2 separate regions of the Homo sapiens genome follow, and region 1 is linked to region 2. Evidence: chromatin loops called from intact Hi-C (ENCODE). Cell type or tissue: CD4-positive, alpha-beta T cell. All regions are shown on one strand. Links, peaks and the distances in the headings refer to the core of each region. The heading gives the core; the rest is flanking DNA.

Region 1 (5,615 bases), core at 1,785-4,284, 380 kb before region 2:
GAATTAAACTAGAAATAACAAAAAATGTAGCTGGAAAAATACCAAAACACATGGCGATAAAACAACATACTTCCAAATAAAATGAGTAGAAGAAAAAAACAAGAAATTAAAAGATGAATAAAATGAAAATAGAAGCACAGCTTATCAAAATTTGTGTGACGCAGTGAATTAAATCCAAAGCAAAGAAAAAAGAGGAAAAAAATAAAAATTTTAAAAAGAAATCAATAGAAAAAAAAAATCAACAAAACCAAAAGATGGTTCCCTGAAAAAGAAAAAAAAAACAATAAAATTGATAAGCCTTTAGCCAGGCTAACTAAGAAAAAAAGAGGACACAAATTACTAATGTCAGAAAAGAAAGACAGGACATCACTGCAGATCCCATGGACATTAAAAGGCTAATCAAGGAATATTATGAAGAACTCTATGCCTGCAGATTTGATAACTCAGATGAAATGGACCAATTCCTTGAAAGACACAAGCTGCCAAAACTCACACAAGAATATACAACCTGAACAGGCTTATCTTTAGTAAGTAAATAAATAATAAACTTCCAAAACAGAAAATATCCAACCCATGTATGTTCACTGGTGGGTTTTGCCAGACATTTAAGAAAGAAATTACACCAATTTTATACAATGTCTTTCAGAAGATAAAAGCACAGGGAATACACTATATGTCATCAGGAAAATGCAAATTAAAACAAGGTACCACTACAAACCTCTTAGAGTGGCCAAAGCCCAGAACACTGACAACATCAAATGCTGACAAGGAGTTTGAACAATATGAACTCTGATTCATTGCTCATGGGAATGCAAAATGGCATAGCCACTTTGGAAAACAGGTTGGCAGTTTCTTGCAAAACTAAACCACAAGATCCAAATGAGTTGAAAACTTATGTCCACACAAAAACCTGCACATGGATGTTTCTAACAGCTTTATTAGTAATTGCCTAAACTTGGACGCAACCAAGATGTCCAGCAGGTAAGTGGATAAAGAATCACTGGTCCATCCAGACATTGGAATAGTATTCAGCACTAAAAACTATCAAGCCATGAAAAGACATGGAGGAAACTCAAGTGTTTATTGCTAAGTGAAAAAAGCCAATCTGATCACTGTGGCTCTGATTTTCATTTCTCCAATGATCAGTGATCTTGAGCTTTTTAAAAATATGTTTGTTGGCTGCATAAAAGTCCTCTTTTGAGAAGTGTCTGTTCATGTCCTTTGCCCACGTTTTAATGGGGTTGTTTTTTTCCTTGTAAATTTGTTTAAGTTCCTTGTAGATTCTGGACATTGGATTCCTCAAAGACCTACAACCAGAAATACCATTTGACCCAGCAATCCCATTACTGGGCATATACCCAAAGGAATATAAAAAAATCTATTATAAAGATATATGCACACATATGTTCACTGCAGCACTATTCACAATAGCAAAGACATGGAATCAACCCAAATGCCCATCAGTGATAGACTGGATGAAGAGAACTGGTACATATACACCATGGAATACTATGCAGCCATAAAAAGAAATGAGATTATATCCTTTACAGGGAAATGGATGAAGCTGGAAGTCACTATCCTCAGCAAACTAATGCAGGAACAGGAACCCAAACACCTCATGTTCTTACTTATAAGTAGGAGCTGAACGATGAGAACACATGGACACAGGGAGGGGAACAACACACAATGGAGCCTGTTGAGGGAGGGTGGGGTCAGGGAGGAGAGCATTAGGGAAAAGAGATAACGCATGTTGGGCTTAATACCTAGGTGATGGGTTGATAGATGCAGCAAACCACCATGGCACATGTTTACCTTTGTAACAAACCTGCACATCCTGCAATGTATCCTGGAGCTTAATTAAATTTTTTAAAAAAGAAAAAAAGGGCAGAGCACAAAGGATCTGTAGGTCAGTGAAATCATTCTGATACTATGATGGTGAACACATATCATTATAAATTGTCTAAACACATAGAATGGACCACATGAAGAGTAAACCCTAATGTAAATTATGGACTTTGGGTGATGATGTGCCAGCGTAGGCAGGTTCATCAATTGTGACAGATATCCCACGCTGATAGAGGATATTGATAATCAGGGAGGCTATGTATGTGTGATAGAGGATATATGGGAAATCTGTCCTTCAGCTCCGTTTTGCTGTGATGCTAAAACTGCTCTAAAAAAGTCGTCTATTTTTAAAAAGGAAATAACCATAAGGGTCAGGATAGTAGTTACATAGGATGTGGGGGGCAGAGAGAAAGGACTGAAAATAAACTCATTGTAGATATGTTATTATCAACATTCCAGTTTTCATGTGGTAGAGGTTTATGGTTTATTATTAACAAATAAGCAAATAAATAGAACCTCTTGCAAGGACCCATAAATGAGTATGTAATGAACTGTGGGTTAGAATTAACCCAATTCTATGTACCTGAAATCCAATAAATGTATATTTTTAAAAAACTCAAAATTTTTAGAATTAAATACTGTTGAAGGAAAGAGATCAGGCAATTAAGCCTCCAGTTCATTTAAATGCTGACAGCAGGTATGAAACAATTGCAGGGAGTATTTGTCCCACTGAGATGGTCATCTGTAATAAGTTTTGTATTAGTGTGGCAGGAAACAAGGAAGTGAAGAGCATATTTTGATCAAAAGAACCTTCCTTGAGCCCATAATTTTTCATGGTGTACTGCAGAACCCAATTAAAGGAACTCAAAGAAATAAATTTTTTTTTTTTTTTGAGACGGAGTCTCGCTCTGTTGTCCAGGCGGGAGTGCAGTGACGCGACTTGGCTCACTGCAACCTCCGCCTCCCGGGTTCACGCCATTCTCCTGCCTCAGCCTCCTGAGTAGCTGGGACTATAGGCGCCCACCACCACACCCGGCTAATTTTTGTATTTTTAGTAGAGACGGGGTTTCCCTATGTTGGTCAGGCTGGTCTGAAACTCCTGACCTCTTGATCCACCGGCCTCGGCCTCCCGAAGTGCTGGGATTACAGGCGTGAGCCACCGCGCCCAGCCCAGAAATAAAATTTCATCAATGAAAAACCACCTAGCAATAACCATAATCTCTGTGGCTGACACTTCTTAGTTGTTCACCAAAAATTAGTGCTGCCCATTCCACATTGAGAAGTTGTCACTGAGCCATGGCGGCCAGCAGGGGGCTATATTTTCTAGCTCCACTTGCAATGGCTAAATGAGTGCCAGCCAATGCAACCTCAGCAGAAATTCCCACAGGGGGCACCTCAATCTTTCTTCCCCTTCTGATTGGCTGGAATGGAGACAATCTCAAGCACCAAATGTTGAGGATGGCAAGGTTACTCTCAGCATGGGGACCTGAATGGCTGTGTGGACAGGGGCCACCCCATGAATGTGTTTACAGACCTACTTCTGTTAAATCAGTAATAATTTAACTTACTATTGTGTGTGCATCAGTATACATTTTTAGGTTTATTAGCTACAGCAGCAAGCATTACCCAATGTAGCCTCTAGCACCTATGATTGTAGGATAGCATGAAATAGTAGAGATAGGAGAGAAATTCTGAGCAGGGGATAGGAGGTGTGGGACAAATTCGAGGCACAGGCAGAATCACTCCACTGAAAATGACTTGGCAATACTGAGCTCACACTCCAATTATACTAGGATCCACCTGTAAGGCTGTGTAGGCTAGTAGTTAAACTCATGGATTCTGGCATCAGACTGCCTAATTAAAATCCTAGTTCTATAGCCCACAAACTGCATGACTAGGCAAGTAATTTAATTGCTTTGAACCCATTTCTCATCCATAAAATGGTGTTAGTAACCACATCCACTTCAAGGAATTGTTTTGGGGGTTAAATGAACTGATGTGTGTAAACGAGTTGGCACAGTATCTTCTTTGCAGCAGATACTAAGTAAATGTTAGCTGTTGTCATTATTTTTATTTTTGTTGCCATCTTTACAATGGGACAGCTTGTGAGTAACCTAGAAAAGGCACCGCCTGGCAAGGAACTTTATTTACTCTCTCTCCTAAAGTCTTTCCTTATCACATTTTCAACTCTTAACATGTCTACAGGCTTGTATAACATTTGCTTAGGTATAATATTTTGCAGATTTCCAAGTCTTTTCACAGCCATTATCTCCCTGAACCCTGAGAGTACCCCTGTAAAGTAGGTATAATTTTTTATTCATTTTTTACAAGGGAAACATCTAAGTCTTGGCAAAGTTGAGCATTTCCTCAGGTCACAGCCAGTCCTGCTGATCTGAGTCCAGTGCTTTTTCCACTATATCATATTGCTTTCCTTGAGGCAAAGCTTTGCATGCTATCCAGTTCTCTGCAGATGAAGGAATTTTATCTAATGTGTTAGAATGTACCAGATAATCTGTGTGTAATTATCTTTCACTGGAAATTTCTTTAAGTTGTCTTCTTTCTCAATGAATGGATACCAACTGCTGTGAATTTCTGCCATTGACAGCTAATCCCATTAAGTCTGAATAGAGGCTCTGTATCTCCAAGTTGCTGTTTTTCTGTATTTGACCAAGATACAAAAGGGCAGCCATACTGACACAATTTATAACGGCCAATAATGACATCAGCTAGTCTGAAATCTGTCCAGCAATACCCAAAGGACTAGAGAGGTAATAAAATATTTGGTCACTGATAAAATATTCATTACAGCTAAATCAAAAGCATGCATGGCAGGAAAAATGAGGTTTAACTGGTACTCTTGAATATCCCAGCAGCTAAGCCCAAAGTAGACATTCAACAAATATCTGCTAATTGTTGACCACCTAAGTTTTAGGCTTGGAAAAGCAAAACACAACTAAAGAGATTCACACAGGGTAGCATTTGAAAGCTAGCATGGATTTTCTCTATTAGCTCAAGTATTAAGTACCTTTGAAAAATAGTCTGACCTTGCATTGAGCAAACTAAGTAGAGAGAAACTCATAAGATCCCTGGGCTGACTGGCTACAGTTGGTGGGGTGTGGGGGTGTTTCTGGAACGAATAACAGCTACTACTGAGCACTACTAAGTGCCAGCCATTATTCTAAGAGCCACACTTAATTGTCTCAACAACCCGATGAGTACCAGACCCACTTTACAGATGAGATTGAGTTAGAGGGTTAAGTAGCTTGCTGAAAGTCACACAGCTATTAATTGATAGAGCTAGAACAAACTAATCAATCAAATGTGAATGTAGTGTCCCTAACTGTGTTAAGGGAAACAGACAATCTAATTGCTGAGCTGTAACAAATACACTAAAAAATAATTAACTGTTAAATAATGCACAGTTGAATATGACTGCCATCTCAGTAAGTGGTACCACTACTCACCAAGTTTCCTCAGCTAGAAACATAGGAATAATTAACTCATCTCCTTTCACATCCCTGAGCAGACACTGTTAGTTTTACTTAAAAAAATTAGATCTCAGATCCAGCCATTCGTCAATACCTTTTTTACTTCCACCTTAATCTAAGACACTATCATCTCACCTGAATTCTAGCAAAAGCTTTCTAATTGGACTCCTTGCTTCCACTCTGGCCAATTACATATTATTCAAGTGTGCTTCATTTTAAACTAAAAATGAGATAGTTTCACATCTACTCAAAACCCCTTTCCATGTTCATCAGGGCCTTCCA
Region 2 (5,615 bases), core at 1,706-4,205:
CCTGTAATCCCAGCACTTTGGGAGGCTGAGGCAGGCAGATCATGAGGTCAGGAGATGGAGACCATCCTGGCTAACACGGTGAAATCTTGTCTCTACTAAAAATACAAAAAATTAGCTGGGCGTGGTGGCCGGCGCCTGTAGTCCCAGCTACTCAGGAGGCTGAGGCAGGAGAATGGCATGAACCCAGGAGGCGGAGCCTGCAGTGAGCCGAGATCTCGCCATGCACTCCAGCCTGGGCAACAGAGCGAGACTCCATCTCAAAAAAAGAAAAAAAAGAGAAAGTACTTATATTCATTCCCTAGGGCTGTCACAACCAAATACCAAAAGCTGGGTGACTTGAAACCAGAGAAATTGATTGTCTTGTGGCTCTGGTGGCCAGCAGTCTCAAACGGAGGTGCCACCAGGGCCACGCTCCCTCCTGCACTTGTCGGGGAGTCCTGCCTTGCCTCTTCCTAGCTTCCTGTGGTCTCCTGGCAGTCTTCAGTGTTTCTTGGTTTGCATACGCATCAGTCCAATCTTCCATCCAATCCATGGCCTTCTTCCCTGTGTCTCTGTGACTCGGCGTGTCCTCTCCTCTTTTATAAGGACACCAGTCATTGACTTAGGCCCTCCCTACTCCAGGATGACTTCATCCTAATCAATAGCATCTGCAATAACCCTATTTCTTTCTTTCTTTTCTTTTCTTTTCTTCTCTCTCTCTCTCTTTCTTTCTTTCTTTTTTGAGACGGAGTTTCACTCTTGTTGCCCAGGCTGGAGTGCAATGGCGCGATCTCAGCTCAATGCAACCTCCATCTCCTGAGTTCAAGCAATTCTCCTGCCTCAGCCTCCCGAGTAGCTGGGATTACAGATATGCGCCACCACACCCAGGTAATTTTGAATTTTTAGTAGAGAAGGGGTTTCTCCATGTTGGTCAGGCTGGTCTCAAACTCCTGACCTCAGGTGATCCTCCCGCCTTGGCCTCCCGAAGTGCTGGGATTACAGGCATGAGCCACCACGCCTGGCCTGCAATAACTCTATTTCTAAATAAGGTCACATTCTGAGCTACTAGAATTTAGGATTTCAACATGTTTTGAGGAGGACTCAATTTAACCCATAAGAATACTATGTGGGCCACACATGCTGCTTCACATCTGTTATCCCAGCACTTTGGGAGGTTGAAGCAGGAGGACCATTTCTCAGGGCGTAGGGGGACACCAGGTGCATAAAACCACAGCGTTGACTGGTGTGGGGGCTCACACCTGTCTGTTTGGGAAGCTAAGGCAGGGCGATCACTTGAGCCCAGGAGTTTGAGGCCAGCCTGGGTGACATAGTGAGATCTCACTTCTAAAAAAAAAAAAAATTTAGTTAGCTGGGCATGTTGGTACCCACCTACAGTCCCAGCTACTCAGGAGGCTGAAGCAGGAGGGTCGCTTGAGTCCAGAAGATCAAGGCTGTGGCGAGCTGTGATTGCACCATTGCACTCCAGCCTGGGCAACAGAGCAAGCCCTGTCTCAAACAAACAAACAAAAAAAATCATCTCGCTTGTCTTCTGATTCCCTGAGCTGTCATAGAAAGGAAGTGAAGCAGTGAAAGCATCCCCCCAAAGGGACTTTTCAAAACCAGCCTAAGCAACATAGCAAGACCTTGCCTTTAGAAAGTATTTAAATTTGAAGGAAAAAAAAAAAAAAAAGCAGTACTATGGCACAGAGTTGACAGCTACAGGTATGGCTACATCCAGGTCCTAAAACTATATCATCAGAATGACCCCTCACCCTCCCCCCGCTTTCCATTTTACTTTCTTAAGCATGAACATGAAATTTCCAAGATTGTTTCTCCTTTGGCTAATCTGCTTCTCAGACCCAATCACTGTGGCCAGGGTGGTGGAAGGATACTGACATCCAGGCTGGGACCACATGCCCCAGCTCCAGATCAGGGTGGGGAATGGCCAGTCGCACACATGTCGTGGGGAACTAGTGACTCCTCGGTGGAAAATCGGGGACTGTCATTGGAGAGGAGCGATAGAAGAAAGGCTGAAGCAGTGCAATGTATCTCCTGCACCAGCCTGGGCCTTGATGTCTTGAGTACTGATGACCCAGTACTCAGTCTAGGGCAATCCCAACTCCATCTGCGGGGCTGCCTACAGTACATGGACCCCCTCACTGGATTTGCTGACCACACGTGCAAACAGCCACTTCCCAGCCCCACTCCCCGCAGTCCCCCTGAACCCTGTCAAAATTCCCCTCAGTTCTCACCAAGATTAAAAGCAATGCTGAGGGTGAGCGGCTCATTCTGCTAGTTTAACTCTCTCGATTCCTTCCCTCTCCAGAACTCTGTACTTACTGCTCCGTCACTGGTAATGACAGTGAACATCTTCACAATCTCAGGTTTTATTGCAAAGTGATTGAGGACCAGTTAGAATAAGTTATGCTACAGAAACTAAAGAAATCCCGTCAAACAAATGGTATGTAATAGAAAGTCTTAGGGCAGTCGTGTATATTTTCTCCCCCAATGAATCAATTGAAAATGAGAAGCTGTTACCGCCATGTTCCGGGCAGAAGCTATCAAAAGTAAAAGCCATGATATTATAATTTGATGATTTTTCATCCGTCAAATGGATATGGCCCAGGGGTGAAAAGTGGATGCTGCGTAACTAGATGATGGTCAAGAGTTATAAAAATGAGGTCCTCTCTGTTCAACATTTCTCCTTTCTTGAAAGGATACTCAATGTCATGCTCAGGGCCTCTAATGGCCAGAAATAAAGTTCCTCCCAGTTCCAGAGCAACCCAGGACAACCCCAAAACCAGAGCAACTGTTTATTGCCATGTAGACTATGTACTGTGCAATTCCTGGGGTGGCATTTTCATAAATATGTGGGTGGCGCCCCCTGGAGGTATGCAATGCACAACTTGCACAAATGGTAAGTCATCGTATCCCAAAGTCCACAAAGAAGAAGTAAACAAAATTCCCATCGACGTTGCCATCAGTCATGAGTCTGCCTTTTCTTCATGGGATAGTAGCAAAAACTATTTGGCCAAGTGTGCTTGGATGATCTCTAAGATGGAATCAGGGTCTCTCACTTTCAGCACTATTGACATTTGGGGCTGGATCATTCTTTTGTCTTAGTGGGAGTTGTCCGGAGCATTGTAGGATGTTTAGCAGCATCCGTGGCCTCTACCTATTAGCTGCCAGTAGCACCACCTCCTCCAGCTGCAACAACCAAAATTGTCTCCAGACATGGCCACATGTTCTCTTGGGGGCAAAATCACCCCCTGGTTGAGAAGCCCTGAAGTAAAGACATAATACGCAGATCACATGTAAGTAAGAGAGCCTAAGGGCCACACAGGTGATGCTGTACCCATGACAAAGCAGAGTCTTAAAGAGGTTAGAGAGGTGGAGAAAGAGAAAAGAAATGAAGTCCCAGCTGCCGAGAGCAACAGATGCTGACTAGATGTTGTTGATAGTCATCTTTAAACTGAGTTAAAAGATGCTGAGAAGCCATCAGCTCCCATCCTGCTCTCCAGGGACAACGCTGCTGAAAAAGGCCTGGAGATCAACAAAGCCCCAAACACAGGTGCACTGAGCAAAGAAACCAGAGATTGAGACAAAAAAGACACTCCCTCAAAGACTACTCATTTCCAAGAGGGGAGAAAAAGTGGAGTCATGAAAAACAGTTGAGGCTGGGTAGAGTGACTCGCACCTGTAATCCCAGCACTTTGGGATTACTCCCAGGCTGAGATGGGAAGATTGCTTGAACTCAGGAGTTCAAGACCAGCCTGGGCAAAATAGCAAGACCTTGCCTCTAGAAAAAGGGAAAAAATTAGCCAGGTGTGGTGATACATGCCTGTGGTCTCAGCTACTCGGGAGGCTGAGGTGGGAGGATCGCTTGAACCCAGGAGGTAGAGGCTGCAGTGAGCTGGGATCGTACCACTGCACTCCAGCCTGGGCTACAGATCCTGTCTCAAAAAAGAAAAAAATTAAACAAAATTAAGGCCGGGCACGATGGCTCATGGCTGCAATCCCAGCACTTTGGGAGGCCAAGGTGGGCAGATCACGAGGTGAGGAGATTGAGACCATCCTGGCTAACACGGTGAAACCCCATCTCTACTAAAAATACAAACAATTAGCCGGACATGGTGCTGGGTGCCTATAGTCCCAGCTACTCTGGAGGCTGAGGCAGAAGAATGGAGTGACCTCGGGAGATGGAGCTTGCAGTGAGCCAAGATCACACCACTACACTCCAGCCTGGGCAAAACAGCAAGACTCCATCTCAAAAAAAAGAAAATTAAAAAATTTTTTGAGACCAAGTCTCACTCTGTCACCCAGGCTGGAGTGAAATGGTGCGATCCTGGCTCACTGCCACCTCCGCCTCCTGGGTTCAAGTGATTCTCATGTCTCAACCTTGTGCCTCAACATGACTACAGGCATGTTGTCACCATGCCTAATTTTTGCATTTTTAGTAGAGATGGGGTTTCACCACGTTGTCCAGGATGGTCTTGAACTCCTAGGTTCAAGCACTCTACCCACCTCAGCCTCCCAAAATGCTGAGATTACAGGCATGAGCCACCGTGCCCGACCTCTAACTTTTCATTATGGAAATTTCCCATATACACAAAAAGCAGGGAGAGAATTATACCATGAACCCCCATGCACCCATCATCCCACTGCAAGAACTTGTCAACATTTCTCCAATCTCATTCCAGTTCCCACTTTTCTTTTCCTTCTTGCTATTTTAGGATATTTTAAAGCAAATTCCAGACATTTCATTTCACCCACATCCATAACACACCCGGGTGCATTCTTGATGTAAGGGTTTTGTTTTGTTTTATAACCCCCATACCATTGCCACAGTTAATAGATTTAACATGAAGAAACTAAGATTCCTGCAGGTGGAGAAAAGATCTAATTACCACATTAAAGCTTCTCCTACTAGCGCTTCTCAGATCTGAACGTGTATGCAAATCACCTGGGCATCTTGTTAAAATGCAGATTCTGGCCCAGGAGGTCCTTCCGGTGAGCGCTGAGAGTCTTCAATTCCAAAAGCTCCCAGGTGATGCAATGCTAAGGGTCCATGAATCACACAAGAGGAAGGGTCGGCCAACACTCACAACAACTGGGTGCAAAGTCCTGACTGTTCCTGACCGCAGGGCCTTCAGTGAATGGGGAAGCTGGGGACCATTTGGCAAAGAAGGGAGGTTTTTCGTATCTGCTCCAGGCCTTGTAGAACTGCCAGGGAATAACAGACACAAGGTCAGCAAAGTCTAACCAACAGCACGAGTGCATTCATATTCCACAACCACTGCAGCAAAGAACCATGAAATGGGTGGCTTCAAACAATGTCTGGGCCGGGTGCTGTGGCTCACACCTAAATAATCTCAGGACTTTGGGAAGCTGAGGTGGGTGGATCACTTGAGGCCAGGAATTCGAGACCAGCCTGGCCAATATGGCAAAACCTTGTCTCTACTAAAAATACAAAAATTAGCCATGCATGGTGGCAGGCACCTGTAGTCCCCACTTCTTGGGAGGCTGAAGCAAGAGAATGGCTTGAGCCTGGGAGGTGGAGGTTGCAGTGAACTAAGATCGTGCCACTGCACTCCAGACTGGGCAACAGAGCATGCCTCTTTCTAAAAAAAAAAAAA

Evidence for each region. Peaks named below come from ENCODE experiments on the same cell type or tissue, not always from the same donor. Only the 100,000 strongest peaks of a DNase experiment are listed, where the experiment ranks them.
Region 1: a loop joins it to region 2, with 12 times the contacts of the local background. A loop is called at or near these places in 9 of 110 quality-filtered maps.

What each region holds. Positions count from the first base shown.
Region 1 is chr3:130,536,755-130,542,369 of GRCh38, reverse strand. The region is part of intron 1 of COL6A6 (collagen type VI alpha 6 chain); the gene reads right to left. Among named protein-coding and RNA genes, the nearest start is that of COL6A6, 22 kb to the right of the region's middle. RefSeq lists a silencer at 3,134-3,203. In CD4-positive, alpha-beta T cell, for the core only: a CTCF peak has its summit at 3,144 (motif pointing right); a DNase peak (open chromatin) is centred at 3,169.
Region 2 is chr3:130,152,911-130,158,525 of GRCh38, reverse strand. It overlaps LOC107986131 (a long non-coding RNA gene), which reads right to left and starts at 5,352. Exons shown (of 2, transcript XR_001740905.2): 1 at 4,943-5,352; 2 at 2,779-3,262. RefSeq lists an enhancer at 4,713-5,466. In CD4-positive, alpha-beta T cell, for the core only: a CTCF peak has its summit at 2,874 (motif pointing left); no DNase peak of the experiment used is centred there.